Regions from separate parts of the Homo sapiens genome. Here region 2 is linked to region 1. Evidence: chromatin loops called from intact Hi-C (ENCODE). Cell type or tissue: heart left ventricle. All regions are shown on one strand. Each heading gives the region's core, and the rest is flanking DNA. Links, peaks and the distances in the headings are about the cores only.

Evidence for each region. A loop is a pair of places that touch in the nucleus more often than their neighbours do. Peaks named below come from ENCODE experiments on the same cell type or tissue, not always from the same donor. Only the 100,000 strongest peaks of a DNase experiment are listed, where the experiment ranks them.
Region 2: it touches region 1 in a loop (2.2-fold over the local background); 15 of 110 quality-filtered maps call a loop at or near these places.

The regions. Positions count from the first base shown.
Region 1 is chr1:84,786,928-84,802,465 of GRCh38, reverse strand. It overlaps LOC102724892 (a long non-coding RNA gene), which reads left to right and starts at 4,788. Exons shown (of 3, transcript XR_426717.3): 1 at 4,788-5,235; 2 at 5,953-6,201. In heart left ventricle, for the core only: no CTCF peak of the experiment used is centred there; no DNase peak of the experiment used is centred there; H3K4me3 peaks cover 451 bases; H3K27ac peaks cover 1,369 bases.
Region 2 is chr1:84,877,037-84,892,574 of GRCh38, reverse strand. The region is part of intron 1 of LPAR3 (lysophosphatidic acid receptor 3); the gene reads left to right. Among named protein-coding and RNA genes, the nearest start is that of LPAR3, 8.4 kb to the left of the region's middle. In heart left ventricle, for the core only: no CTCF peak of the experiment used is centred there; no DNase peak of the experiment used is centred there; H3K27ac peaks cover 1,130 bases.

The DNA of each region.
Region 1 (15,538 bases), core at 3,630-11,629:
GCCTAGGTATTCCTTTGGGAGATACATGTGGTTCAAATAAGGTGGCATGTATCTTGCCTGTCCTTGGGTAGAAAGCATTCACTTTTGGGTTTTGTTGTTGTTGTTGTTACAGAAAGAAAAGGACTACAAATGACCCAACCAGAAAGTATGCAATAAATTCAACATAAAAGGCAACTTCTAAGTGTAATTGTTATGCTTGTCTGAGTTTCAGTTTCTGTCCCAAGAAAGTCTTTTTAGTTTAAGTCACTCATTGATGCAGCTTGCACTATTCAACCATTTATAGAGCAAACTTGTATAAAGTATCTACCATGGGCTGAACAGTGTGCTGGGAACCGAGAAAGATAGTGAGGGAAATAAAATGGACCCTGAGCTCAAAAAGCACTTACATTAATGACTAAGGCTCTTCCAGTAAATACTGTGAAGCAATAGGCCGGGCACGGTGGCTCACGCCTGTAATCCCAGCACTTTGGGAGGCCGAGGTGGGCAGATTGCCTGAGCTCAGGAGTCCGCGACCAGCCTGGGCAACACAGTGAAACATCGTCTCTACTAAAATACAAAAAATTAGCCGGGCGTAGTGGTGTGTGCCTGTAGTCCCAGCTACTCGGGAGGCCGAGGCAGGAGAATCGCTTGAACCCAGGAGGCAGAGGTTGCAGTGAGCCAAGATTGTGCCACTGCATTCCAGCCTGGGTAACAGAGTGAGACTCCATCTCAAAAAAAAAAAAAAAAAAAAATACTGTGAAGCAAGAAAGGAGCAACATACTCACCGATTGCCTATGCTGTCTCTCACCAGATTTATGACTATCAAAAAGTGCCACTTGGATTGCCTTTATACATCTTGCAGCATATGGTATAAAACTCATTATTGCTATGGAACCAACTAGAATTTTCCGAAGAACCAATGACTTCAAGGACATTTGTGTATGAGATACACATGTTCTGTAGATTATATAAATGAATTACAGACATCCTTTAAAAATTATTATTGCTATCCTGAAGCATACTCCATGATTTTTGTTTCCATTATTATTTTTTAATTATTAAAATCCATTTGGTTCCCTTACAGAAGAATGCAGAAAGGCAAAATATGTTTAGCTAGAGAGGACGTGTTAAGGGTAACTGGGAGTGCTAGGACTGGTGTCACCTGGACTGCTAAGGGGTTGACTCCATTGTCATCACATGGAGGAAATTCCCACAGAGTTAAATGCAGACTCTAGCACCATAGAGGACACAGCTCACTGGCTTCCAGGACACCATATTCCCTTGGTTGCCCCTTCCAAGTCTCTTTTACTGGTTTTTACTCTTCTCCCTGGCTTGTAAATGCTGGAGGGCACTGCCGCTTGTCCAGTTCTTTTTTCTATCTACCCTCACTCTTTTCATAATCTGATCCAATCATATGGCTCTAAATAACATCTATATGTGGACAACTCCCAAATCTCTATCTATGGCCAAGACCTCTCCCTCTCAAACTCCAAACTCATGTAGAAAATTTCACTTAAACAGCTCACATACATTTCTTCCTGCCCCCAAACAACTCTACCCTCAGTCTTTCCCATCTCAGTTGATGGTAACACGATTCTTTAGATTGCTCCGGTCAAAAATCTTAGACTCCTCTTTCACTTCTCTTTTTCTCACACTTTTTGTCCAATATGTCAACAAACTGCCTTGTTTCTTTTTAATGTAAAACCAGAATCTGACCACTTCTCACAGCCCCCCATGCTATTTCTTGGTCTGCGCTACCTTGATCTCTTGCCTGGATTCCTGCATACCCTCTCATTGGTCTTCCAGCCCCTACCCTTCTTTCCTACATTTATTCTCCACACTCCAGCCAGAGTGAGCCTTTTACAATTCAAGTCAAGTCATGTCACTCCCCACTCTGAACTTTGCAGTGGCTTCCCATCTTATTAAAGTGATGTCAGCGACCTTCACGATTTACCCCGTCACCTCTTTACCTCTCCTCCTTCTACTCTCCCCCTCACTCACACCATTCCCATTACATCATCCTCTTGCTTGTCCTTGAACATGCCAGGGATGCTACTGCCTCAGGGCCCTTGTGCTCTTGGTTCCTCTCCCATATATCTGCACATGGCTTACTTCCTCAGCTCCTTCAAATCTGTACCCAAATGCCTCCTTCTACATGAGACTTTCCCCAACCATCCTATCTAAATTGTAACCCACCCCACTCCTGGTTCTGACCTTCCCCCTTCCTCTGCTCCATTTTTTTCATAGTACTTATCATCTTCTAAAACGCTCCCCCTACTAGAACCTAAGCTCCATGAGGCAGGGACTGTTGCCTCTTATGTTCAGTGATCTATTCCAAGCACTTAGAACAGCCTGGCAGATAGTAGGTGTTCTGTAAATATTTGGATATAAATAATAAAGAATGAATGTATAATATACAGGAGGGAACCTCCTTTTAAGGAATATTTCCATCTTCTGGATTTGTTTTTTAAGCTTTACTAAGGTATAATCGATACAAAAAATTGCACATGTTTAATGTACACATTTGATGAGCTTGGGCATATGCATACACCTGTAATACCATCATCACAATCAAATCACTAAACATATCCATCACCTCCAAATATTTCCTGGTGTTCCTTGTCTGTCTGTGTGTGTGCATGTGTGTGTGTGTGTGTGGTAAGAACACTTAACATGAGATCTATCCTCTTAACATATTTTAAAGTGTGCAATACTGTACTGTCTCTTTCCATTGAATTTGTGTTCATATAGTCCCTAAGAGAGAATGGGAACACTCTTCTGAACAACTACTCTAGGCACACAAATTCAAGTATTCTGTTTTGTTTTGTTTTGTTTTGAGATGGAGTCTCGCTCTGTCACCTAGGCTGGAGTGCAGTGGTGCCATCTCGGCTCACTGCAACCTCTGCCTCCCAGGTTCAAGAGATTCTTCTGCCTCAGCCTCCTGAGAATCTGGATTACAGGCACCTGCCACCTCGCCCAGCTAGTGTTTTTTGTATTTTTAGTAGAGACGGGGTTTCACCATGTTGGCTAGGCTGGTCTTGAACTCTTGACCTCAGGTGCTCTACCTGCCTCAGCCTCCCAGAGTACTGGGATTACAGGCGTGAGCCACTATGGCTGGCCAAATTCAAGTATTCTAATCACTAACACTTATCGTGTGCTTATAAGTTGAGCACTGTGGGAAGCATTCTGCAAGCATCATTTCTTTAAATTATCACAACCCAATGAAGTAACTTGGAGTGATGTTACCTCCGTTGTATAGACAGGAGTACACCAGTACACCAGATCAGAAAGGTTAAGTGATTTTCCCAAACCACACAGCATATATAGGTATATATAAATTTCTTTTTCTTTCTTTCTTTCTTTCTTTCTCTTTCTTTTTCTTTCTTTCTTTCTTTCTTTCTTTCTTTCTTTCTTTCTTTCTTTCTTTCTTTCTTTCTCTCTCTTTCTTTTTCTTTCTTTCTTTTCTTTTCTTTCTCTCTCTCTTTCTTTCTTTCTTTCTTCTCTCTCTCTCCCTCCTTCTCTCTCTTTCTTTCTTTCTTTCTCTATCCCCCCTCCCTCCCCCTCCCTCTCTTCTCTTCTCTTTCTTCTTTCTTTTCTTTTCTTTCCAGGGTCTCAGTGTATCACCCAGGCAGGAGTGCAGTGGCATGATCATAACTCACTGCAGCCTCAAACTCTTGGACTCAAGCCATCTTCCTGCCTTAGCCTCCTGAGGAGGTAGGACTACAGATGCAGGCCACCATGCCTGACTAATCTTTTTCTTTTTTTTTAGAAATGGGGGTCTTACTATTTCCTTCCTTCCTTCCTTCCTTCCTTCCTTCCTTCCTTTCTTCCTCTCTCTCTCTTTCTTTCTCTCTCTCTCTTTCTGTCTCACTGTGTCACCCAGGCTGGAGCGCAGTGGCATGATCATAGCTCACTGCAGCCCTGAACTCTTGGGCTCAAGCCATCCTCCTGCCTTAGCCTCCTGAGGATGTAGGACTATAGGCATGGGCCACCATGCCTAATCTTTTTTTTTTTTTTTTTTAGAAATGGGGGTCTTACTATGTTATTCAGGCTGGTCTCAAACTTCTAGCCTTAAGCAAACATCTTGTTTTGGCCTCCCAAAGTGCTGGGATTGAGTTTCTTTATCACTTCACAATTCTACCTCCTTTAAGCAAAGACCTATTGTCAGGATTGGTTCTTTGGTATTCCTTTTTCAACAGTTGCCGAAAGCCCTAAAAGAATTCTTACCCAGCTGTTTGAAACAGTGGAAAGACCTCAGAAGTGTGACCAACTAGTCAGGCAAAGCCATAAGAGAGGTGCCAGAATTCAACTGGATGTCATTTTAATAGCCCTAAGAATTAATTATCCTAACAGATTGAAAGAATGCAGGATTCTATCTATCAAGTTCAAATGTCTTTGGAGAGAATCAGAAAAAAAATACATATATATATACACACATATATATGTATATGTATATACACAAATATACATCTATCTATCTATCTATCTATCTATCTATCTATCTATCTATCTATATGCAAAACATAATTGGGTGAAGTATGCAGTCCAGGGGAGTGGGGTGGGGGTGCTGCAGGCTTCTGTGAGGAGATAAAGAAACTCAGTAAAGTAGAATGTGAACTTGGGGACATGGACTGTGAGACACATCATCTGAAGGGCATTGATAGTGCCGCTATAAATAGAACGAAGCATGTTCCAGCAGCATTGCTGATGGCAAGGCAGTTAGCTTCCCAGACACCACCTCTGGGCGTTACCATGACTCATGGGAGTGACAGGTAGCTCTTTTGTGGGTGCAGTGGGTTGAATGGTGGCCCCTAAAAAGATATGTTTACCTCCAAATCCCTAGAACTTGTGCATGTTACTTTATTTGGAAAATTGATCTTTGCAGATGTAATGAAGTTAAGAATCTTAATATAAGATTATCCTGGAATACCTGACTGGGACCTAAATCCAATGACAACCGTCCTTATAAGAAAAGTGGAGACACGTGGAGGCAAAGGTGCTGTGAACATGAAGCTAGAGATAGCAGTGATGTGGCCACAAGCCAAGGAAGCCCGGGAATGCCAACAGCCACCAAAAGCTGGAAGAGGTAGGGAGGGATTCACCTCTAGAGACTCCAGAGGGTCATGGCCCTGCTGACACCTTGATTTCGGAATCCCAGCCTCCAAAATGGTGAGAGAATAAATTTCTGTTGTTTGAAGCCACCTGGTTTATGATGATTTATTACAGCAGCCCAGAGAAACTAATACAGTACAGTGGGTAAGTATCACCCAACCCTAGGCTGATTTCAATTCAAGTATGGATGTGTTTAAGGAAATTAACCTGTTGTATATTAATCCTTTATGTGAGATAGAAGCACGTATTTGGTATCTCACATGCATGTAATGTTTAAGACAATTTGGCCTAATAATTAAAATGAACAGATTTTAGATTCCAATTTATAATGTGTGAATAATTGATTTAGTTTTAAAGTTATAATATTACTAAGTTTATATAGGTCATTGAAATATTTAAAGGAACTTAAAGTTAACCCTATTTATGAGTTTGATGTATAGGTATTCTGTGTTAAGTACTCAGAAAGATTATATTAGTTTAATCAGAAAATTGAAGTAATTTTAAAAGATAAATAGAATATATTGATTTATAAATTCAATTTAAAATGCTTGAGGATGTTAAATTAGCTAAGCTTATAAATAGGATCACATATTATTCAAAGGCCCTTAACACAGTTCTTGAAAATATGACAGACCATATGCAATATACAAGAAACAATAAGATTTTATGCAGAACATAAAAGCTTTAGGAAAAATAGGGCTTATTAATCTGTAACTTTAATAATTTAATATTAACTTTTAAAAAGCAACATTAACCTCTGAATAGTTTTTTCTGCCCTCAAAACCACTCGAGGGCACCAAAAAAAGCTCATACATAATAGAAACAACATAGAAAAAACTTTCTAATTATTCCATTCTTCAGGAACAGGGCCAAGGGAGGTGGTCAGCAGAAATGAAGCACTGTCCGGATGGTGTGAAAGTGATCTATGCTGTGGTCAGAACAGTGGAAGGCCATGAACTTTGCCGGCGAGTGCCTTTGTTCTGAGTCAAAGTGTTCCTCGGTATGTGAAGGACATCAGGTCCAAAGGCTGCTAGTGACTGAACAGATAACGTGAATTCCATCAAAGCTTGACTTCTGCTCATCCCTACCTCTCCTCCCGAAGATAGTACGGTAAGTGTGGCATCCAGGCAAGTGTCTGATTTTCTGTTTCTTCTGTTCAATTGAGGAACCAACTCTGTTCCTACAGAGAAAACCACAGAATGATTATTTTGGAGTGGTAACCATTTCTGGCTTTAGTACTTTAGTTCCCATTTATTGCTGCGTGTATCCTTGGTTTCCTTCTGTGTGGTTGCTGGTCCTAAAATCTCCATTTGCTTCCAAGTTGGTCAATTGGTCAGGCCCTTTCTGTCTTGAATGTGGCCAGACTGTGACTTTAATTTCAACTAATACAATATGCCAAAGGTGATAGGATGTCCATTCTGGATTATATTACCCAAGACAGAAGCTTACAGAGCTTAAATGTTCACCTTGCTGGGAGACCCTGTCCTTGCTGGCTGTGAGGAAGCAGGCTGCCATATTGTGAGCACGGAGAGGAAAGGTGGCAAGGAACTGAGAGCAGCCAACAGCTGACAGCCAGGAAGAATCTGAGGCCACAAGGTGCTGAATGCTGTCAACAACCACATGAGCTTGGAAGCATGTTCTTCCCCAGGCAAGCAGAGGAATGAGAACCCAGCCCTGGCTGGCACTTGATTGCAGCTTGCTGGTGAGACCCTGACACACAGGACCCAGCTAAACATACCTGGACTCCTAATCCACTGAAACTGTGAGGAAATAAATGCATGTTCTTTTAAGCTGCTGATTAAGTTGTTATACAGCAATAGATAATTAATACTTAATTATCTAATTAATACATATTAATATTTTGGCAACATACACTATGTTCCTAAGGTACCTCGGAAAATCCTCAGAACCATGTGTTGCAAATGGCAATGCTGTGGTACAATGGGGTCTCCTAAACACTGATAATGGGTGATGCAATCACTTTGCAAAACAATTTGACAAGAGCTAGTATAGGTGAGACTGTTCGTCTCCTGTGACTCCTAGAAATATGCCCCAGGAAAACTCTTGCCCATGGTACCAGGTAACAAATTGGAGGCAGCATTGTATTAACAACAAATTGAACACAACCCAAGTGTTCACCAACTGGAGAATGGACAAATCAATTGTGATTCTTCATAAAACAGCTATAGCAGTGAAAATGAAGCCCTCTTCATTAGGAAAGGCTTTCCTCTTAAAGCCACTGACCATGTCTTATTCATCTCTGAGTTTTCTCATCTGCAAAATAGGATAATAATAGTGCCTACTGCTTAGGGCTATAAATTAGACACTTTAAGTCGTGAGCTTAACACTGTGCCTGACATTTAGTAAGTAAATGCTCATTAAATGCTACCTCTAAATCTCCAGGGCTTCGCACAGTACCTGGCACATACCTTATAAATATTAATTGAATAAATGATTAAATGCAAGGATTGATGCAGAAGGCCAGTACATCAACACCTCATGTCAAAAGAAGAAGTGTCTGAAGTTATCATCCCTCAAGGTCTGCCAGAAGGAACCAAACATGTAGAAAACAGACCTCCCAAGGTGATTGAGCAAACCCAGGCAGAAGCTGGCCTCATTAAGGGGGTGTCTGCTAGAGGCTGCTTCTTGGTTCTACCCACTCTGGGCACCAGGTTCTTGACTGGAATAGATAATAGATATGCGGATTTCAGCCAAGTGCAGTGGCTCACACCTGTAATCCCAGCACTTTGGGAGGCCGAGGTGGGCAGATCACTTGAGGTCAGGAGTTCACGACCACCCTGGCCAACATGGTGAAACCCTGTCTCTACTCAAAATACAAAAATGAGTCTGGTGTGATGGCGCATGCCTGTAACCCCAACTACTCAGGAGGCTCACTTGAACCTGGAGAGCAGAGGTTGCAGTGAGCCGAGATCGACCCGTTGCACTCCAGCCTGGGCAACACAGCAAGACTCCATCTCAAAAAAGAAAAGAAAAGAAAAACATATGCAGATTTCACCCAGGGTTCTTTAAATTCGGGGCTTTATAAACCCATACCTTGTGTTAAGAACAACAAGCAATGTACATACCTATAGACAATGAAATATATACGATAATCGGCAGATCCTGATATGACTTTTTGATTCCATCGTTTGAAGGATCAGATAATGATAATAACATTCAATGCTGCATTTGCTCTTTCTCTCATTCACTATGGCTTCATGCATTCTACCCACAAAGATTTATTGAGGACAACCCTATGCCAGTCACTGGGTTAAGCCCTGGAATACTGCAGTGAGCTCAACAGGCCTGCTCACTCTCCTCAGGCTTGCTTAAAGACAGATCTGGTCTGAACCTCTTCTACATGTGCTGAGCAGCCCATACCCTCCCTGCTAGCTGTTTGTGCTATGCTGGAATGTCTTGCTGTTGTTGCTGGGTCCTTATATTCTCTGCAAAGTCTTTATCCTTTGCTTGTGTACTTGCTTCAAGAAGATTCTTTAGGTCGTGAGCCTTGACATCAAGTAAATTTTGAGAAAGGCTTTTCTCCCTCCAGTGAGCTCCTTCCCATTGGGCTGGCAAGTGATTTTGTAACTAATCGCCTCTTTCACCTGGGTGTTCATGTTTTCTTTTCTGATGTTTTCTCTGAGGGATGTGAGCTGGGAAGATAGGAGGGAGTTTTATGGTTAAAAGGTCTTTTATGGCTTGGAACACGAGCTTTAACTGGATCCTGCAATGAATAACACCCCACACTTGCAGACATTGTGAAAGGTAGATGGTGGGTATCTGACCGAGTATATTCCATCAGCAGCTCCTGAGTATTAGAGTGTGGTGAGCTGATCACCAACACAGCACAGAGAGAGAGAGAGAGAGAGAAGAAGAAAGCCCAGCTACAAACCATTTGACATATCCCCACATGGCCAGGGAGGATCAGCTCCTGACACTCTAGCCTAGTCTACAGCTACTGCTTATTTTTTTTTTAGCAAAAGCTTTGGATCCACCAAGTGGAATTATAAACAATGAGATTTGCTTTAATGTTTTCTTTTTAAATAAAATAATGCAATGAGCAGCCATGAACCTACCACCCAACATAATAAATAAAATGTTATAAATATCATTGAAGCTCTCTCTGAGTAGGGTTGCCAGATTTAGCCAAAAACAAACAACAGCAGTGAGAAAACATGCCCAACTAACTTTGAATTTCAGATAAACAATGCATAATTGTTTAGTGTAAGTATGTCCCATGCAATATCTGGGACATACTTATACTAAAAAATGTATTCATTGTTTAAATTCAAAGTTACCTGGGCCTCCAGGTAATGGCAGGCAACCATTACCCTAAAGTTGGCTTTATCATTCCATTGCTGTTGTTGATAGCCTTACACATTTATATGTATCAATAAACAAAGTATTGCTTTCCTTGCTTGTTTTCCAAGCTTATTAACATATCATATTTCATGAATTTTCCTCTTAACATTCTATATCTGACATTCCATTTCACTGCTGATTCATTTATTTTCATCACTATAGCTGTTTTATGAAGAATCACATTGATTTGTCCATTCTCCAGTTGGTGAACACTTGGGTTGTGTTCAGTTTGTTGTTAGTACAATGCTGCCTCCAACTTGTTACCTGGTTCTTATTTGCAAGAGTTTTCCGAGGGCACATGCCTAGGAGTCATAGGAGATGCGCAGTCTCAGCTATACTAGCTTACATCACATCAAATTGTTTTGCAAAGTGATTGCATCACCCATTATCACTGTTTAGGAGACCTTGTTGTACCACAGCTTGTCAACACTTAAATCTGTCAGATTTTTAATTTGTACCACAGCTTGTCAACACTTAAATCTGTCAGATTTTTAATTTGTACCAATCTGGTGGGCATAAAACTATCTCTCATTGTGATTTCATTTTTCTTTTTCTTGGTACTTATGAAATTAAGATACATTTTGTATATTGATTTGCCATTTATGTTTTCTTTGCTGTGAAAAATCTTTTCATTCCTATTGGCCATTTTCTATTGGGTTGTTTGTATTTTCTCTCACTGATTTTTAGGACTTCTTTATGGATTCTCAATACTAATCTTTTATTAATTATATGCATGGAAAATATGCCCTCTAGATTTTTGGCTAGTCTTTTCACTTTATGGTGTCTTTAGGTAAAAATTAGAAATTTTTTATTTGAATTTCTTTAATTTATCAATATTTTATTTTATGGCTTGTATTCTCTGAGTGTTGTTTAGAAAGTACTCTCTTAGCCAAAGTCACATAACTATTGTTCTATATTGACTTTTAAACATGTTAAAGTTTTTCCTTTTACATTTAAGTCTTTATTTTACCTGGACTTTATTTTATAAACGGTATAAGGGAGGGATCCAATATCATTTTTTTCCAATATGGATAAACTCTTGTTCCCCCACTATTTATTGAGCAGTTCATTCTCTACCATGCCTTCTACCCCGGCCCCACACCTCAGCCACTATGCAATGCCTGTAGGTAAGTCTTCATATATTCATGGATTCATTTTGGGGCTCACTATTCTTTCCTCTGGTCTATTTGTTTATCTGTCTTCCAATACCACATTATCTTATTTACATAGATTTATCATGACTTACATGATTTACATAGATTTACCACAAATTGCAGGGCAACCCCTACCTCTACCCCATCTCACACACACACACACACACACTTTGTTGTTATTCCTCAAAAGTATCTTGACTATTTGTAGGCTTTTACTCTTCCATGTAAGTTTTGAAATCAGATAATAAGTTTCATGATAAACAATTGAGATATTGACTGGAATTGCATTGTATTTAGGGAGAATTGGCATATTTATGAAATTGGATCTCTCTACCTAGGAACAGTATATCTCTCCATTAGTTTCCGTCTTCTTTAACATTTTTCAATAGCATTTTTTCCATAAAGGTCTTGCTTTTATTTTATTATAGTTTTATTTCTATTGTACTGGTATCTTTTAAAAATTATATTACTACAATTTTTACGGCTGCTTTATGGAAGTGCAATTGATTTTTGTATACCCAGCTACCTTGCAAAACTTAAACTCTTTTTAACTCTAATAATTTAACTATAGATTTTTAAAAATATACTTCATAGGCAATCATATTATCTGCTAATAATTATTATTTTATTCTTTCTTTCCAATTTGCGTACCTTTTTATTTTCCTTTTTAAAATTTTACTGATGAGAATCAGTAGAATAATGTTGAATAGAATGATAATATTGAGCATCTTCAACTTGTTCCTGATTTTAAAGGAAATAGTTGTAAGTTTTATTATTAAGAATATTATCTGCCATAAATTTTTGTTTTTGACCTTTATCCTGTTAAACGAGTTACCTTCTTAATTATAATTTTCAGTGTTTCTACCACAAATTAGGTTGCTTTTTCTCAAATGCTTTTTGCCGTATATTAAAGTTATAAAATTGTCAGCTGGGTGCGGTGGTTCACGCCTGTAATCCCAGCATTTTGGGAGGCTGAGGCTGGCAGATCACCTGAGGTCAGGAATTTGAGACCAGCCTGGCCAACATGGTGAAACCCTGTCTCTACTAAAAATACAAAAATTAGCTTGTTGTGATGGTGCGCCTCTGTAATCCCAGCTACTCAGGAGGCTGAGGCAGGAGAATCGCTTGAGCCCAGGACGCAGAGGTTGCAGTGAGCAGAGATCATCCGACTGCACTCCAGCCTGGGTAACAGAGTGAGAGTCTATCTCAAAAAAAAAGGAAAAGGAAAAGAAATGATAAAATTGTCTTCTTTCTCTAATCTGTTAATATAAGGAATTGCGTTAATTAATTTTATAATGTTAACCCAGCTTTGCATTCCTGGGATAAACCCAACTTAGTGTGATGGACTTTTTTTCATACCCTGCTGGATTTGGTCGATAATAGTTTGCTTAGAATTTTGGCGAATTTGCATGTGAATAAGATTGGCCAATAATTTTCCTTTCTAGTACTATTTAATTTGATTTTAGGATCAATGTTATACTGATCTCAGGATGAAAAGGAAGAATTTAAGAATGGTGAAAAAGGATGTTAAATTAAGTTTCAATTGAAGCACCAAGATTCAAAAAATATAAACTTTCAAAGTGAAATGTTAGACCAAGATTGCCTTTCCAAAGGAAATATCCAGGAATCATTCCTTCACACTAACAACTCCTTGCCCTCTCAAGCAAATAAATGACTAGAAAGGGGAGTTTAATGGAGATTTGAAGAGGATTTCTTTGGAAAACATTGCTAGTATGAACTGAGCCAACTGAGAAGGGATTCAAGTTTTCCCTGTGGAAAGCTCCATATGCGTCCTCTCCACCTAGGCAGGTCAGCAGACTTGTGTCCAGCTCCCATCTAGAACACAGAAGGCAAGAAAAGGATAGGCTAAGTGGTTTGGTGGTGGATTGAATGAAAGATGCTGCTGGGCTTGAATCAGCTCGTAATCCCCCAGTTTGCCTGGACAAAGCAGTACGATGGTTTCCTTGGCTAGGTATACACAAAAGAGCTGGGAATTGGGTCATCATAGATGAACTCAGAGTCAGGTCAATTGGAGAGGTGAACAGGTTTCATTACAGCATGAGCTAGAGGTGGATACTGCTTTCCTTGGCAGTAAGGGGTAGTAAGTGAGCAACTTCCAGAACACTGTGCATTCATTCAGATCAAAGGAAATCAGCAGTGATAGGGTAAGAAAATAGGTTCTCCAAAGTACACATGAAAGCATTCCATAAGAGAAAGAATCAGCTTCAAATACCTTGCTGATACCAGTTAAGTAAGGACTTTCTGCCTGTCTTCCTTCCCCATCTCCCAGACCTGAAGAGGATCAGAAACAGCAGTAAATGGATGGGGGATGTATGAGTTATTAATTGTCTTTCAGCTCATTCCACCCTTTTATTCCCTGCTTTTTGGTGCTTGGACAGGAACCCTGGAAATCATTTTTCTGCTTTGCCAGCTATTCCCTGTTGGGCTCTGCCAATTGGGGTGCTAGAGGGAAACTCAAAGGCTGGAGGAGCAGAAGGAATGTGCTCCTCCCAGTTGCTTGCTTTGGACTTCCTTTCTGCTCACAGTTCTTGTGAGTATCACTCCAGCACTGCACCTTCACTGCATTGGTGGTAGTTCCTTCCATAGCAGCAGCTGATCCAGTTCGCTATTTCTACCAAACTTGCAGGACCAGACTTGTCACATTCACCCCTTTAACCTGAGACATGACTATGTGCTGACCAGTGCCCCCTGTTCAGAGTCCGGGCCCCAGCCTCCCCCGGCTGCTCTTCTGAGCTGAGACACCACCATCAGTCAATCATCTCCCCCTCCTCAGGGTCAGGGTTTCAGCTCACCAGGATCCTTTGTCTCAGCTTTTAGATTTCAAGAATTCCAATCTCTTCCTTTTATTTCTTCAGCCCTGGGAATGATAGCCATTTCCTCAAATGATTGCTTATGACGCCTTAGCATTCTCTTCTCTCTTCTGTTACCTGGTTAGTAGCTTTATATCTAGTTAATAATTCTTTATATTAAATTATTTCTCAAATAACTGGTGTGTTTTCTGTCCCCTGACTAGTATAGGGGAGGGTGATTGACAAGGTGAGACAGAAAAAAGGAAGAGATTGGATTTTATGTCTTTCCCCCAAACAGGTGGCCTCCCTGCCATAGCCCTTAGCTGGGGGAAAAGAAGGTAGAGTGAAGAGAAGTCTTAACTTTTAAATTGAAAGCCTGGGTTTTCAGGAGTTGAACAATGAGAACACATGGACACAGGAAGGGGAACATCACACACTGGGGCCTGTTGGGGATGGGGGATTAGGGGAGGGATAGCATTAGGAGAAATACCTAATGTAGACAACAGGTTGATGGGTGCAGCAAACCACCATGGCACATGTATACCTATGTAACAAACCTATACATTCTGCACATGTATCCCAGAACTGAAAGCATAATTAAAAAAAAAAAAAGCCTGGCTTTTTATGTCAAGTTACTAATTTGAGTCTGGGTTTGTGTCTGAAAGTGAATAAAGGTATTTCTATTACTCAAGAACAACTATAAAAGTGAATATTTTATAGTTATTTTATATAGGGCTTGCCTGAGTTTTCATCCAATGGCAGGGGAAGGATTGCCTTCACTGAGAAGATTTAAAGGGGCCATAGGAGACAAAACTAATAACTTTCTGGATTATATCCCATGAATCCTGCTTCTTTAACATACTGGTAAATCTTCAGCTGTAATTGAAACGCCTTGTAAAACTCACAAATAAAACTCTCTAAGCCTAGGATTTATTTTGTGGGAAGATTTTTACTGCTGGTTATACAGGCTTTCTATTTCTTTTTTGGTCAGTTTTGGCAAATTATATTTTTCTAGGAATTTGTCCATTTAATGAACATTTCCAGACTTATTGGATAAGGTTTTTCATTTTATATTTTTATTATCTTTTTGACCGTTTGTATTCTACTTTCTCTGCTAATATTATTTGTGCCTTATCTCTTTATATATTTTTTTAGTTTCCTTATACAGTCTTTCCAGAAGTTAGTCTCTTCAAAGTGTTAATTTTTGGCTTCGTTGATTGTACTTATTGTATCTATTATCTAATTTAAGGTTGTCATTTCCTTCTTTTTATTTTCTTTGGGAATTTTGTTTTCTTTCTACCTTCTTATGTTTGATGCTTAGCTTATTAATTTTATGTTTAAAGTGGCATTTTTTCCCAAATAAACATTCAAACCTATAAATTCGTATTCATACATACTTAAGAGAACCCATTGCCGTCCTCTCCCACAGCTGATTTCTCACCTGCATCCCTTGGTCTGAATAAATGCACTGCAAACTGCACATTTTTAGTGTAGTTGTCATACAGTTCTTAGCTTTTTATATTTTCCTGCACAATTTCTTTTTGACCCATGAGTTAAGTAATATGTTTTCTTTTCATTTTAAAACTCTTTATTTGAAGCATAATATAGAAAATGTAAATATACACATTTAATACAGAAAGTGTACGTGTTATAAGTGAATGGTTTGAAAAACTTTCATAAACTATACACACCTGTGTATCCACACATTAGAATTTAAACACAGAGGTCAGGCATGGTGGCTCATGCCTGTAATCCCAGCACTTTGGGAGGTCGAGGCAGGTGGATCATGAAGTCAGGAGTTTGAGACCAGCCTGGCCAACATGGTGAACCCCGTCCCTACTAAAAATACAAAAATTAGCCAGATGTGGTGGTGTACACCTGTAATCCCAGCTACTCGGGAGGCTGAGGCAGGAGAATCACTTGAACCCAGGAGGCGGAGGTTTCAGTGAGCCGAGATCGTGCCACTGCACTCCAGCCTGGGTGACAGAGCGAGACTCCATCTAAAAAAAAAAAAAAAGAATTAAAACACAGAGATATGAGCACTTTTTTTTTGTTGTTGAGGTGAAATTTACATAGCATAAAGCTAACCGTATGAAAGTATACAATTCACACTTTAGTGGC
Region 2 (15,538 bases), core at 3,687-11,686, 90 kb before region 1:
TCTGGTACTGTGCTGTGTCCGCTGGGGAACAGCTTGAACCATGTGCAGGCTTCTAGAGATTCGGGAACTAGTAACTAGCAACACTGTCGGGGTTGTTTGTTCAGGGTATGCCCCCTCACCACCACGAGACAAAAGTGCTTTTGTTCTGTAGCAGAGTTACTTTATTGCTTTCCCTCAACAAGTTGCAGCTACACAAAATTGCTTAGAAATTCCGCACGCATGTAATTTGAGGAGTGACTGTGAATATTGGAAACAATTTAGTCTTATTAAGGTAATCATTAAAATGGCCCTGAAAAGCATTTGTAGGTTAGTTTTTATTTATTTATTTATTTATTTATTTATTTATTTATTTATTTATTTTTGAGACACAGTCTCGCACTATCATCCGGGCTGGAGTGCAGTGGCGCGATCTCGGCTCACTGCAACCTCCGCCTCCCAGGTTCGAGCGATTCTCCTGCCTCAGCCTCCCTAGTAGCTGGGATTGCAGGCGCCCACCACCACGCTAGGCTAATTTTTTGTATTTTTAGTAGAGACGGGGTTCCACTGTGTTGGCCAGGCTGATCTCGAACGCTTGACCTCGTGATCCACCCTCCTCAGCATCCCAAAGTGCTGGGATTACAGGTGTGAGCCACTGCGCCCGGCTAGGTCAGTTTTTTAAACTGAGTAATTTCCACGAAATGTTTCCCCCGTAATTTGTTATTGTCATTACAACGCTTTTCTTCCTCCTTTTCCTCCGAAAGTAGCATTACCTGGTCTTGAGATGCCGTTTAGAAATAAAGGGCTTTCTCACGGTTCCAACTTAGTCTGTATCAGAGAATAAAGTAAATGTCAATTACAGACAGACAATCAATCTCCTCTTTACAAATTCCATGTACCGCACAACGTTTCATTAATGCATGGACTTTTGTATCGCTGAGAAGAGTTGCTGGATTTTCCATTGATCCATCAACAGTTGCTAACCCTGCTTTCCATGGGCAGTGGATCTGATATTTAGTGGCCTGAGTCCAGTAAACAGAGTTTTCCTCTTTTTGGGACAGAAGTGATACGGTTAGAAACACACACCTTGGCTCTGTTAACCCCAGGCTTGTCTAAACAAACTGGACTATACTAAAAAGACGAGCGAGCAAACCCTGCCAGTCAGAGTTGTGTACTTGAGATAAGCTTCCAGAGTTGTCTCTTGTGCCTTGAGACAGCAAGGAACTAGTTATCCTGTGGAGATCTGGACGTCTAACTATTTGGACAACACTTACATTGATTGTCACTATCATATAACTAAGAAAATAGGTCATTTTGGCAAAAATTTTTTCTTTGTCTTTAGAATTTGAAACTTTGAGGTTTTGATTTAATTACATATGACACTCCTCTTGTCTAAACCTTTCAATTGCATTTATCAACTACCACTCTTTTTTTTTTTATCAGATCAGACCTATTTTAGATATCTTGCTGTTCTGCAAGATATTTGTTAGAACAGGCCTGCATATGTTTTCTATGAATGGAGACTGAATTTAAAACATTAAAGTATGAGATTGTTTTTCATGTGTGTTCACCGGAATCTGTTTAAGAAACTACAGCATGTTAACTCTCCATCTCATTTTTCAGAAACACACGTGCACAGTGGAAGAAATGCACACACAGCATTGTAGCCAGGCAGCACCCAGACACACACTCTCAACATCACTTATACACACATGCCTAAGGCTGGCTGCTTCTCCCCCAAGTTTCTCAGCCTGCTGCTGAGGAGCAGCAGTGCGTGATAACTTAAGACCCGCCTCTTATTTCTTTGGGCTGGGGCAAGGGGAATCACTATAACTGAAATGGGAATTACTGTACCTCAGATTACCCATTAGCCATTCTCCTTGGAGTATACATTAGTTCAAATGCTTTCTGGCCTGTGATTATACCCAACAGAGTGGTTAAGTCTGTTTGCAGGATTCTAGATGGCAGAGACCAGGCCCAAGGCATTATTAATGCAGTATAAATGGAAGACCAAGGCTTTGCAGTCAGACCAGCTTTTGTTCCAGTCCAAGCTTTGTGACCTTGGGCACATAGCTTCACCTCTCTAAGTCTTAATTTCCTCATCTGTAAAAATGAAGATTATATCCATCTCCCAAGATTAAAAGAGAAAGCACTGAGCATGGTCTCTCATATACAGGAAGTACTCCTTAAATGCTGGTTGCCCTCTTTTCCTCCTAGATAAAAATTTAAGTATTAACACTTGTGTAAACATGGGTGCAAATGTATATTCTGGTAAAAGTGCAAAGATTTCTAAGCCTTAGATGACTTAGAGATGTTATACACACTTTTCTTACTTGCTTTCTCTTTTCCTGGCCATGGGCCTTTTGTTCCTCCCTTCGTCATTCCTCCTGCAGGTACTGAGCCTCCCCCTTTCCGGCCTTGATGATCCTTTGTTCCTCATCCTGGATTCTGTATTTGTGGAGGAGTCACCTGGAACTCAGTCCTGCTGTGGATGGCAGAGGTGGTGATGGGGCTGGGGAGCTATCTGCATAAGTGCAGAGACTTTGTGCTTTTACAAACGGTGGACTAGAGGTACTTGGAGCACAGGGTTCTGTCTTTGAATCCTAGTCCCACTTTTGTGAGTTCTTGTGACCCTGAATAGATTGTCATGTTTAAGTTTTTTTCATTTATATAGTGGGGATAATAATTACTTTTCTACCTGTCTACATGGATTGTTAATGAGTTCCATTAACTTATGTACGTGAAAGAGCTTTGTACCCTGTGAAGAGTGCATAAACATTGGAATTAAAGAGGCAGGACATCCAGATGTGGGCCACCCCAGGCAGGCCCACTCAGCTCTGGCTATTGGGGGTTGGCAGTATCTCCACAAGCATGTTTTGAGTGCTAAGGGGGCACTGCTGCAGTTCTTCCATATTCCTCTCTCCCGTCCTCTGACATCATACTGGACTTCGAGGAGGAAATAGCATCAAAGGTTGAGAAACTGCTCTGTGGGGAATATGAGAGGAAGTTAAATTTCAGGACTGAGGTTACCCAACACTACATGATCGAAGGCATAGGGCAAAGTTCCAAAGAAGCTTTAATTTCGTGTTGGAATTACCTGTACTGTCTGCGCATCTCAGTTCTTAGTGGACAAACACAAACAGCTGGCCACCACCCATCCCACAGGTCAGGAGGAGGGTGCTGATGGCAATGTTGGACAATGTATTGGGTCCACCTATACCATCCTCACTCCCCTGTGCCTTCTTGCTGACTTGGGTCTCTAGTTTACTCTGCAAAGTTCTAAACTGACCAAAGGCATTGCTCCCCCACCCCCAAATTAAGCTAATTACTTAATTCAGTCTGAAAGATATTTGTTGCTCTCTACCTGTCCTGGCAAGCCAGCTGGAGGGTGGGGGAGGGGATTTAGTACCATTGAGGGGAAGGTTCTGACATCCTGGGTTATACCCACCCCTCTCTTCATCACCCCCAGTCTTATGTCCTCCTCTTTATTCCTCTTCCTTGGCTGGCCTCTTGTCCTGTGTATCTACAACCTTGAACTCCTCCCTTGCCCATGACCCCTGATACTGCCCTACTCCCATGATTCTGTCACCCCTCTTCAGATGTGAATCATTTGTACACCTCAGGCTGGGCCAGACTGGGTGTCACTGTGGAAAGCAACCTGCCCAGCACAGCCTGCCCCACCCCTTCCTGAGGATGTTCATCAACCCCTCTAATTACTCATCAGCTAGTCCTGTGTCTACATTGTTCCCTGGGACATTAAGCTGGAGCTTCTACTAGCCCTGGCCTTGACTCACCCATGTGCAGATTGACCAGTTATCAAGGGATGGCTTGGCAGGTGGCAGGGCTGGGTTGGAGGGCACATTAGCCCCTCCATAAGTGCACTATTTGGTCCAAAGGCCTTCCAAGCAAACATGCGGTCTAAATAAAAGCAGTGTATTTGCTTTATAAATGCAGCTTTAAGGCAAGCCCCTGGTCTCCCCTTTTAAGCCAAGCTATCCCGAAGCACATCCTCTGTAGAAATTCTGGAGCTGCCCCCAGACAGACTCAGACCATGTAATTCAAAGATAGGCAGCGGAGTCTATCAGCAGCATTCACTCCCTAAGGAGGTAGAAAGCCAGAGTTAAGACTCAAAGCCATTGGCAGTGACTAGTTATAGAAAACCAAAGCAAGGGATCAAGTATAGAATTTATTGGGAGCACATCAGTGAATCATTTACCTCCTGCCCTGTTTGATTTTTAGTAAGTCAGTTCGTCGAATGGGGGTAAGGAAGGCCTTTCTCTGGACAAAAACTATCACATGGGTCTGGTGAAGAGAAAATAAGTAGTATAATCTTTTTCTATGTCTCCATGGCATTAGGTTTGAAATCTCAATCTCTCCCTCTCTCTCCCTCCCTCCTTCTCTCTGTCTCTGCCTCTCTCTGTGTGTGTGTGTGTGTGTGTGTGTGTGTATGTATGTATATATATATATATAAAATATACATCATCAGTCTTTATTCTGAGAGGAAGTCATAGACATTATTCTCCATCACTCTTGAAAACACTCCAGCATAAAAAAAAAAGCAAGCACTCTGTCCTCCTATATAACCAGCGTACACCCATCAAATCAGGAAATGGACATTGATACAAAACACTATCATCCAATCCACAGAGCCCATTCCTATTTCGTCAGTTATCCCCCAAATGTCTCTTCTACCTGTCTGATCTAGGATTCATGTTACATTTAGTTACCATGTCTCTTCTGGAACGGTTCCTCAGACTTTCCCTGTTCCTAAAGTGTTTGCAGTTGTATAGGTCCTACATGCTGTAGGATGACTCCCAACCTGGCTGTATTGGGTATTTCTTCACAGCCTGACTGAGGTCATGCATTCTTGGCAGGAATCCTTCAGAAATGAAACTCAGCTCTTCTTAGCTTCTTACAACAGAAGGCACATGGTGCCAACCCATCCCACTGCTGGGATATTGACCTCAATCACCTGGTTATGTTGGTGTTTGCCAGATTTCTTCACCTTAAATTCGCCATTTTTCCTTCGTTTCCCTTTGTTTCCCCAAAGGTGTTTGAAAACACCTTTGTACTAGTGTTTGTGGGGAACTATTCTAGGGTTATGCAAATAGCCTGTTCCTCATTAAACCTGTACCTACAGAAACTACCATTTATTGATGACGTCTGCCTGAATCAGCCACCTCTATGAATGTTGCCAAATGGTGATTCTTTTTTTTTTTTTTTAAGACAAGGTCTCACTCTGTTGCCATGCTGGAGTGCAGTGGCATGATCTTGGCTCACTGCAGCCCCAACCTCCTGGGCTCAAGTGATCCTCCTGCCTCAGCCCCCCAAGTTGCTGGAACTACAAGTGCACACTACCACACCTGGCTTATTTTTTTTTTTTTGTATTTTTTGTAGAGATGGAGTTGGTTTCACCATGGTGCCCAAGCTGGTCTCGAAATCCTGAGCTCAAGTGATCCACCTGCCTTGGCCTCCCAAAGTGCTGGGATTACAGGCATGAGCCCCTGCACCCAGCCTCAAGTGATGATTCTTTATCACCGTCACTCTTTCTACATTTGTTAGTTGGCATACTACTATAAGGAAGAACTTTATTTTTCTGTTATGTTTTTACTAAGAACTGTTCATGGATTCCTTATGTATTCAATAAGTTGAAGTCTCACGATTGTTTTTTATTTTAATGCTCAAATTGTGCTCAATTTGGCCAATGGGGACCCCTTGGAGCTGCCTCCTGTGTCCTTTTAACACATCCCTATTATTCATTGAGCATTTCTTTATTTTCTGGCTCCACCAGATCATCTGGACTCATCTTCTACTTTCCTTGACCTAGTTAGGCCTCCCTTTTAGTAGAGAATGGTACTTTTGTCTTATTTATATTTTATATATTTAAGGCATACAACATGATATTTTCATGTATTTATCTTGATAAACATAGATGTAATGAAGTAATTACTACAGTCAAGCAAATTGACATGCCCATCATAGTTACCTTTCTTGTGTTTGTGATAAGAGTACCTAAAATCTACTCTCTTGGCAAATTAGCAGAATACAATATTTATTAATTTTAATTTTTTTAGAGACAGGGTCTTGCTCTGTACTACAGGCTGGAGTGCAGTGGCGTGATCATAGTTCACTGCAGCCTCTAACTCCTAGGTTTGAGCAGTCCTCCTATCTCAGCCTCCCAAGTAGCTAGGACTCCAGGTGCTCACCACCATTCCCGGCTAATTTAAAAAATATTTTTTAGAGGAGGGGTCTTGCTGTGTTGCCCAGGCTGGCCTCCAACTCCAGCCTTGAATCATCCTCCTGCCTTGGCATCCCAGGTGCTGGGATTACAGGTATGAGCTACCATGCTCAGCCTCAATACAGTATTAGTAACTGTAGTCCTTGTGTTGTACATTAGTGGAAACAGGGAAAAACAGAAGATGTAGATTAAAAGGTACGAAGTTGCAGTTATGTAGGATGAATAAGTCTTGAGATCTAATATGCAATATGAGAATTGTATTTAGACACCAATACATAGGAGGTTGATGTGCCCATTGTTACTGGGGTATTATTGCTTCTAGATCTCTCAGAGGACAGAGCTAGGAAATATATGTGTATATGTGTACACACATTTATAAATTTTTCTATATTAGGCTGTGTATTATAAAATCATGATTCATACTTATACCTACAATTTCAATCTAACACCCAAAGAGCTTTCTGTTCTTCCCCCTTTATATGTTTGTACATATCTTCTCTGGCAGTTAGAAAACCTGACTCTCATTATCTTCAATATTTTTGCTTATTTGCATACAGTAACCAGTCTTACAAATGTGAAGGTCATCCTGCCTCCTCTGTGTCCACCACCTTTGCCACTGCCTCTTGTCCTCGGCTGCCAGGCCTGCTAGCCTGTGTCTCTATGTAGCTTAATCATCAGTCTCCAGTCCCTCTAGCTCACAGCTCTTCCCAGCCATAGCTCATGTCTCTATGTACCTCCCCAAACTCCCCAGCCTCACGTTGCATTCCCAGCTACATGCTGATTGCTGTGTTCTGGGGAAGGAAGAAAAGAGAAGGGAAAGGAAGAAAGAAAATAGGAATGGAAGGAAAGCAAAGAGGAATAGTGTATATATTTTAAAGTCTCATTAGATATTGCCAAATTGCCTTCCCCCAAAGTTCTATCAGTTTACATTCTCACCAACATGTTATGAGGGTACTATTTTCCCCACATTCTTGCCAACACTTGTTGGCAAGTAATAGCCGCTTGTTTAAATGTTATCAATCTGATAGCACTCCAGTTTTAGCTCTATTACAGCTCTGCCACACTTAACCCTGTATTATATGTCTCATCTCACCCTCTAGGTCAGGATTTCTCAACCTTAGCACCACTGACATTTTGGACCGGATACTTCTCTGTTGTGGAGAGCTGGCCTGTGCATTGTAGCGTGTGCAGCAGCATTCCTGGCCTCTGCCCGGTAGATGCCAATAGTACCCCCCTCCCCCAAGTCATGACTGATGCAGATGTCTCCAGATATTGCTAGGAATCCCTGGGAGGAGGAGAGGATTGGCCCTGGCTGCTCTAGATAATGAGTTTCCTGGGGGAATTTTGCATCTTTACACATGTCTTCATGCACTTCTGTCTTTGACGTACATATGCTGAACAGTGAGAGAACGTTAGCTGGACAGGGATGAGAGGAATAAAAGGTTAGGTGGAATCCACTACAACAGGACCAGTGGAACTTGTTCACTGCAAGTATGCAACTTTCCACAAATGCAAATTCCAGGAACATCCAACAGAGGGAAGTGAAGAGGAATGTCAGCAAGGTTAACTTTCCATGGATTGCTACCAGGTTATTACTTGTCTTTCTGAGTTCATTTTTGCCCCAGTTTCGTACAGACAGACAATGAGGTCTGTGGCCTATTTCAGCTGATATACTCTGTTTTGTTGATGGGGAAAGTAAAATGCTTTAGGAGAAGGTGTTAACATCATTTAACATTGTAGAGGTAAACTGAGTTTCTTCTGAGCTTTCTCTGAAACAGGCAAACTGACTAATGGTTGCTAATTTCTATGATGCATTTAGAGTTTTACTGTGATATTTTCATTTGATTATATAGATTTTCCTCCATAAACTCTTACCAAAAACTCTAAGGAGAGATGTGCTTCAAGATTTTTATTGACATTTACCACAATCATTATGTTAGAAATGCAAAATGCTTGTTCCCCGGTGCCACAAAGAAATAGCGCTTGAACATAAATTTAATTCTCTCAGCAAGGCAATTTTTACTTTCTGCGGAAAGGGTATACTCACCAGCAGTCTTGCCACGAGAGTACACCAAACAAAGGAAAAGCAGACATATTTATCCCTTACACATTTGGGTTGTCCTCACTGCTGTGTCCTGCATCCACTGGCTGGAGCCGAACCTCACAGTCTAAACTGATACCCGATTTGCTAAGAGCCTAAAACTTTTTTAGATAGGTAAAGGCAAGGGAGAACAAAGGAAAAGAGGAAGTTGCTTTTGAAAAATTTAAAGAAGTAATAACATTTCCAAATAAGAAAGGGGCATAGGCTGTGAGCTGGAACATGCCTGTGAGCATGTCCAACAGCTACATGCTTAACAAAGAGTTATTAGCACAAAGCAAGGAGGCTTGAAGAAAAATTTTAAAAGAAACTATTATTTCTAACATTTATGATTTATTATTTAACAAGAAGGGAAACTTTGAAGAGGAAACTTTTTACTTTCTGCAATTATATTTCTTCTAGATTCAGTAAATGTTTGCAAAAGGCATTAATGTCATTATGGAGAACAAATCTACGTCTTACATTTCTCTGGGGGTCAGGTGGCAGAGACTGCTTCCAAAAAGAGGCTCCAGTGGTCAGTATTGTTTAAAAAAAAAAAAAACAAAAAAATCCCTGGGCCAGAAGGATGAGGGCTGGTCAGGGTGAATCAGTCCCCAATTTCTACATTTCTTCTCTGTAAAATGGAGAATGCTGAACTGCCCATCTCACTGTGGGATCAAATGGGGAAAGAGATGTAAACTTTGAAATTTGTTCACTAGTATATCAGTGAATGTGTTTTGGTGGATTACTCCAAGATCCTGAAGGAGTGGTTTAGAGGAAGTATGGTAACATAGTAAGAATGTTAAACATTAGGTTTTCAACCCAGCTGGCTAAACCCCTCTTTCCTGATTGTACACATTCATCTGGGACTCTGGGACTAAAAGGTAATGAAAAACACCAGCTAGTGACTCTCTGACTAGATTGGTAGAAGAGAGAAGGCTTTGGCTTTAGGGTGTTATTGTGGTGACCCACCCAGTGTGAGGGAAAGGATTCTTCCTTTGGTCTCCTCTTCCCAATATTCTCTGTTGGGGTCCCTTTTCCCCAGCCTTTTGGGAACAAGCTCACCGTGGAGCTCAGTGGACTTTCTCTGACTCCTCTAGACCTTGAAGTGGACTGGGGCTTTACATTTGCTACGTCATTCACTTTGTCCCACTAACCTGACAAGTTAGATCTTATCTCCCTTTTACAAAAAAGGAAATCGAGGCTCCATTTCTCAGATCCCACTGATAATAACAATAATTAAATTAGAACTGTTTGTTAGGGGCTAGTCTAAGCACCTTTAAATCTCCTAACAGCCTTAGGAGGAAGTTACCTTTATTATCCCCGTTTTGTAGATGAGGAAATTAAGATAGAGAAGATAACTAACTTGTTGGTAAGCAAGGCTTTAAACTCAGTCTGGCTATCTCCAGGGCCATGCCCTTTTGCATGTGAGTATCTATTTTTTTCTAGCACCATTTTTTTTTATTATTATACTTTAAGTTCTAGGGTACATGTGCACAACGTGCAGGTTTGTTACATATGTATAGCACCATTTGTTGAAGAGACTATCTTTTCTCCATTGTGAATTCTTGGCACCCTTGTCAAAGATCCGTTGATTATGTATGTGTGGGTTTATTTTTGGGCTCTCTAGTCTTTTCCACTGGTCTATATGTTGGACTTTATGCCAGTACCATACTACCATACATAGCTTTGTAGTATGTTTTAAAATCAGGAAATGTGAGGCCTCCAGCTTTGTTCTTCTTTCTTATGATTGTTTTAGCTATTCAGGGTCCTTTGTAGTTCCAGATGAATTTTAGGATTTTTTAATATTTCTGTAAAAAATGCCATTCAGATTTTTGTAGGGATTGCATTGAATCTATAGATTGCTTTGGGTAGTATGGACATTTTCACAGTATTAAGTCTTCTGATTCATGAACATGAAATGTATTTACCTCTATTTGTGTCTTTAAAAATTTCCTTATCAGTGTTTTATAGTTTTCAGTGTATAAGTCTTTTGCCTTTCTGATTAAGTTTATTTGTCAGGGTTTTATTCTTTTTAATACTATTGTGAATTTAATTGTTTTCATAATTTCCTTTTTTGGATTGTTTGTTGTTAGTGCATAGAAATAAATGCAACTGATTTTTGTATGTGCATTTTGTATCCTGCAACTTTACTGAATTAGTTTATTAGTTCTAATGGGTGTTTTGGTGGCATCTTTGGTGATTTCTTCATATAAGATCATGTTGTTGATGAACGGAGATAATTTTACTTCTTTGTTTCCAATCTGTATGACTTTTATTTATTTTTCTTGCCTAATTGCTGTGGCTGGGACTTCCAATACTATGTCGAATAGCAGTGATAAGAGTGGGCATCCTTGCTTTGTTCCTCATCTTGGAGCAAAAGCTTTCAGTTTTTCACCATTGAGTATGATGTTAGCTGTGGGGGCCATGCTCTTTAAATACTCGGCTCACCTGCTTATCTGCTAGTGTTTGGACCTAAATCCTGTGTTCTTCTGCTGTACTGCATTGCCTCTCTTCTCCTCTCCCTCCTCTTCCCCCTTTCCAATCCTGCCTCCCTGCTTTGTTTCAAGCTACAGCAGAGTGAATGTGGTACTGTCTTAAGCTTAGTCACTGCAGCACTGAGCCCATACTCAGGCAGGGGGACATTCTTTCTTGGACTGTAGTTATTTTAGTGTAGTTACAGGATGATTTTGTCACCATTCCTTGTTAAATTGAGGTGTTAGAGCATGAACAGTTAATCTCCCAGAATGCCAGTTGTATGTTTCACCAAACTTTTTAGAAATTTTGAGTTATCTAACCTTCTTGGGAAGTGCTGTCTGCCATTTATTGAGTGCATCCTGTGTACTAAGCATTTCCTTAAGCACTATAGAAATAATTGCTTTAATTTAGTCCATCCAACAATCCTACACAGTTGTCATGATTATGCCAGTTTTAGAGAAGGAAAAGGTTCTGGCCAGATCAGCAGTGTGCCAGGTGAGAGCCACTGCTAAAAGTGATGCGCCTGCATCTGACCCAGGTCCAGCTGATTCTGAAGCTTCCCCTCCCCTTCCCTCCCCTCACCATCCTGCCCCTACCATGCCTCACAACCTGCCATGCTTTCCTTCAGCGTGCAGGTGACCCCAGAACTCCACAGGTCTGGCTATCCCTTCTCTAACCTCTGTTTTAAATACTCACTCTAAAATGTCCTTTCTGTTCTTTGTTCTGACAAACATCCACTATTCAGTGGACAAGTAGAAACAAGAAAACCACCATAAAACTTCCCATTCAGAAGAATTGAAGACAAGTAACAGGGGCCTAAAAATGACGAAACCCTGCTGGGCAGGAATTATTAAGACCTCCCTGCCCTGGCAGTGGAGTCAGTTCCATGGTTGGTCCATGCTTCCCCTCTCTGGGTGGGGCCTCCCAGAAGCCTTGACTTTGTCTTTGTCCCCTGGGAAGTCCTTCCTTCTTCTGTACCCTCTGTGGCCACATTTGAAGGGTGTGGAAAGTGTGTACTCCTTGGGGGAGAATGAACGTGGGCCTTTCTGGGCCAAACTGTGGCTTCCCTGGTACTACAATTCCTTATAAACTTGATAGACTGCTAGTCAGTTCCACAGGTCAGTTACCGCATCCAAATCCCACTCTGGGTCAAGCTCTTAAGCATGACTTATTTTCCAGCTTGCATGCTTGGCTCATCTCTCTGCCTCTCTTCAGTAGTGTGTACTCTGAGGTCCTCTGCAGCATGGACTTGGATGGGAAGATGCACCCATACTCTGATCATTACTACAGACCTGCCTGGCATTGTCCCTTGCAACAGTTTACTGAGAGGTCTTTGAGATAGGCTGCAAGTGGTAATACTATTTTCTACTCTTTGGAGCTACACGGGCAATTGACTTTTCTGATTCTCCAAGGCCCTCCGTTTCTGGACACTGTCCATTCCTTTCCACCTTTGCTTACGTACTTGCAAAAAGTCTTGCCTGAGCTCATCTCTTTCTTGTCTCGCTTGCTAAAAGCTGCAAGGAGCAGCCAAAACAAGCTCATGTTCTGGTTCTGTTCAAGCAGTTCTCCTGCCTCAGCCTCCCGAGTAGCTGGCATTACAGGCATGTGCCACCACGCCCAGCTAATTTTGTACTTTTTAGTAGAGATGGGGTTTCTCCATGTTGGTCAGGCTGGTCTCGAACTCCCGACCTCAGGCAATCCTCCCACCTTGGCCTCCCAAAGTGCTGGGATTACAGGCATGAGCCACCACACCCAGCACATTGTGATGTTTTGATACATGTACTATATAGTGATCAGATTGATCAGATCAGAGTAATTAAATTGCTATAAACATTTCTGAGTGTTTATTTTCAATTTCTATACTTATTTTCTTGTTGATAGAAACTAGTCCATGGACTACGTGGATTTAGGCTGCCCAAAGGCTTTTCCCTGCTGGGTGTTCAAAGTGGATCACAGGCCTGTTTATGTTCCAACTTACAGGTAGGGAAAGGAGCATGGAGGAGGGCACCTTCATTGTTTTGGGGCTGACCTGGCAGCAGCACACTTCATTTATGCTTACATTCTAGTGGTAAGAACTTAGTCACGCAGCCACCCTAGCTGCAAGGAGGTACCAGGAGGCTGGAAAACCGAGTGTACAGTTGGGCGTCCTGGTGCCCAGCTATAAGCCCATTACTCTGTAAGAAAAGGAAAACGTGGGCTGGGCGTGGTGGCTCACGCTTATAATCCCATCACTTTGGGAGGCCGAGGTGGGTGGATCACGAGGCCAGGAGATTAAGACCATCCTGGCTAACACGGTGAAACCCTGTCTCTACCAAAAATACAAAAAAGTAGCTGAGCATGGTGGTGGGCACCTGTAGTCCCAGCTACTCGGGAGGCTGAGGCAGGAGAATGGCATGAACCTGGGAGGCAGAGCTTGCAGTGAGCCTAGATCGCGCCACTGTCCTCCAGCCTGGGCGACACAGCGAGATTCCATCTCAAAAAAAAAAAAAGAAAAAAGAAAAGAAAAGAAAGAAAAGGAAAATGTGATTTAGCAGTCTGTCCTACAGAACATAAAGCTAAATAATAATACAAAGAAATAATTACAAAAGAAGTCACAGGGCAATATGCAATTATGGGCAAATGAGTTAGAACAGCTGTGAGTTTAGTGTCATACCACCCATTGCATGACTTTTTAGAAATGGAGCCTGGGGTTCTGCAGCTTCTTTAATGTAGCCTGAGGGTCGAGGCTAGAGGTTAACCATGCAAAGTTCAAGTGAGAAGAGGCTAAGAAGCATTCTCAGTGGGAAAGTTCAGAAACCAGATTCCTAGGTTTGGAGCTGAGTTTGAATTCACAAAGCTATGTCCAGAGTAATTGGTCAGGAGCAGATTCAAAGGCAGGGAACACTATAGTAGTCAGGACTAGGCCTCAGGTAAAGTGGCTTCAGCAGTCTACCCTGAGCCCAAGGAAAACACCAGAGAGAGGGAGAGTGAAGGGTCCTAGCCAGTGTAGTTTGGACGGAGGCTTTCCAGTTCCAAACCATCCTGCCAACTTGCCAATGCTTCATTACAAACAACCCTGGGGTCCTGAAGTCACCATGATTTTATCCTCTGTGTTAAAATCCTGGTGTTTAAAGTTGAAACTTTTTTCCTTATGGTGGCCCCACTATCTTCCAACAGCTGAGCTGAGGTAGATTGAAAATTCATTTGAGAGTGCATACATGCTGCCCTCATGGTGCCTTTCTTCTTCTTTTAGCTCCAAGGCACATTGGGTTCCTGACATGCAAGTGGTAGCTTAGCATGAAAGAGAAGGCGTGAGAGGTGTCGGGGCTTGTGGTAATTATTTGGGGTCATCCACATAGAGGAAATAACTTAAGCAATAATATTTTTGGTAGAAGAGAATTTAAAGGGAAAAGAAGAGAGGGCTGAGAACCAAGTCTGGAAGTGTCTGCAATTCAAGAATGGTGGAAAAACAGGAGACAGGAATACTGAGGAGATTGGGAAAAAACAGGAGCGTCAAGTCACTGAGGCGGCAGGAGGGGAGTTTGAAGAAGGGAATAACTATTGTCAGCTTCCACAGTGAAACCAAAGAAAATAAGGACTGTAAACAGAAGATTTGGGAATTATTCAATCAAATTGAATACTTTAAAAAAAATTTATGTCAGATTCTGTTTGTGGTTCAAAAATCAGAGAGAGAAGGATACCAGCCCTGCTCCTAACAAATTTAGAAGTGAGGTTAAGTCAAATATTTAATAAAATATGTTGAATGTCATGTGAGGTCACAAGTATTTCTCAGCCTTTTTTTTTTTCAAGAATACCCTATACTTGCTTTCTTCTGCTGTATCATCCTAACATTGTTCAACACAATTGTCATCAGGTTTCCAAATCCCCTTATAACCAACTAACTGAAAGTAACCAACTAACTAACACATCGACCAGAGATTTGTTGTGCATCTACTTACTACATGCCACTGTACTGGACATGAGGGGCACAATCATGAGTCAGAAACTGTTCTTTTCCTTAAGAAGCTCATGGTCTGGTGGTAAAGGCTGACACGTAGGTGAAGAATGCATATACAGTGCAATGTCAGGGGACTCCCCACCCCACCTCCTGACTGAGAGTCCGAATCTAGTAAATAAAAATCCATTTTAGGAGCATCAATGTAACATGTATAAAAATTCCAGTTGTACGGATTATAGAGGTTCAAAAGTTGAGGATTGCCTCTGATCTTCCCCAAGCATATTTGTATTCAGATTGGGAGGAGTAGGTGAAGGAACAGAGGTTAAGAATGCTACAGTGAGATGAGGCTGTGGAATATGGAAGAGCTTATTCCTGAGCCCCCTTCTCTGTGCTCTGAGCCCCCAAGCTGCTTTGTCTACTTGGGGACTGTGTCTGACTTATGTCCCCAGAGTCTAAAGATCATCTGCCGTGATAGTAGTTCCACTAAGGCTGCAGGCAAGAGAGCTTTTCTGAGAGCAACACTTACCCAGCATCCCCCATGGCTGGCCAGTCACTGGAAACACCACTGTGTAGGATGAACCATAGTGCACACCTAAGTGCAGCTCTGTAGCTACATTTGCATTGCTTTTGCCTTGCATCTGGCTGCAGCTTCCCCTTGGCTCAGGTTGTCATTACCTTACCCCTTGCCAGACATCATAAGAAAAGTCTATTTCTTCCTTCTCTGTAGTGTCTAAATTCAAATGTGGCTAATCCTTAGAATTAAAATGTAAATCCATATCATGTATGAAATTTCCATGGTGCACAAGGCTGGAATACAGTTAGAGTTGGAACT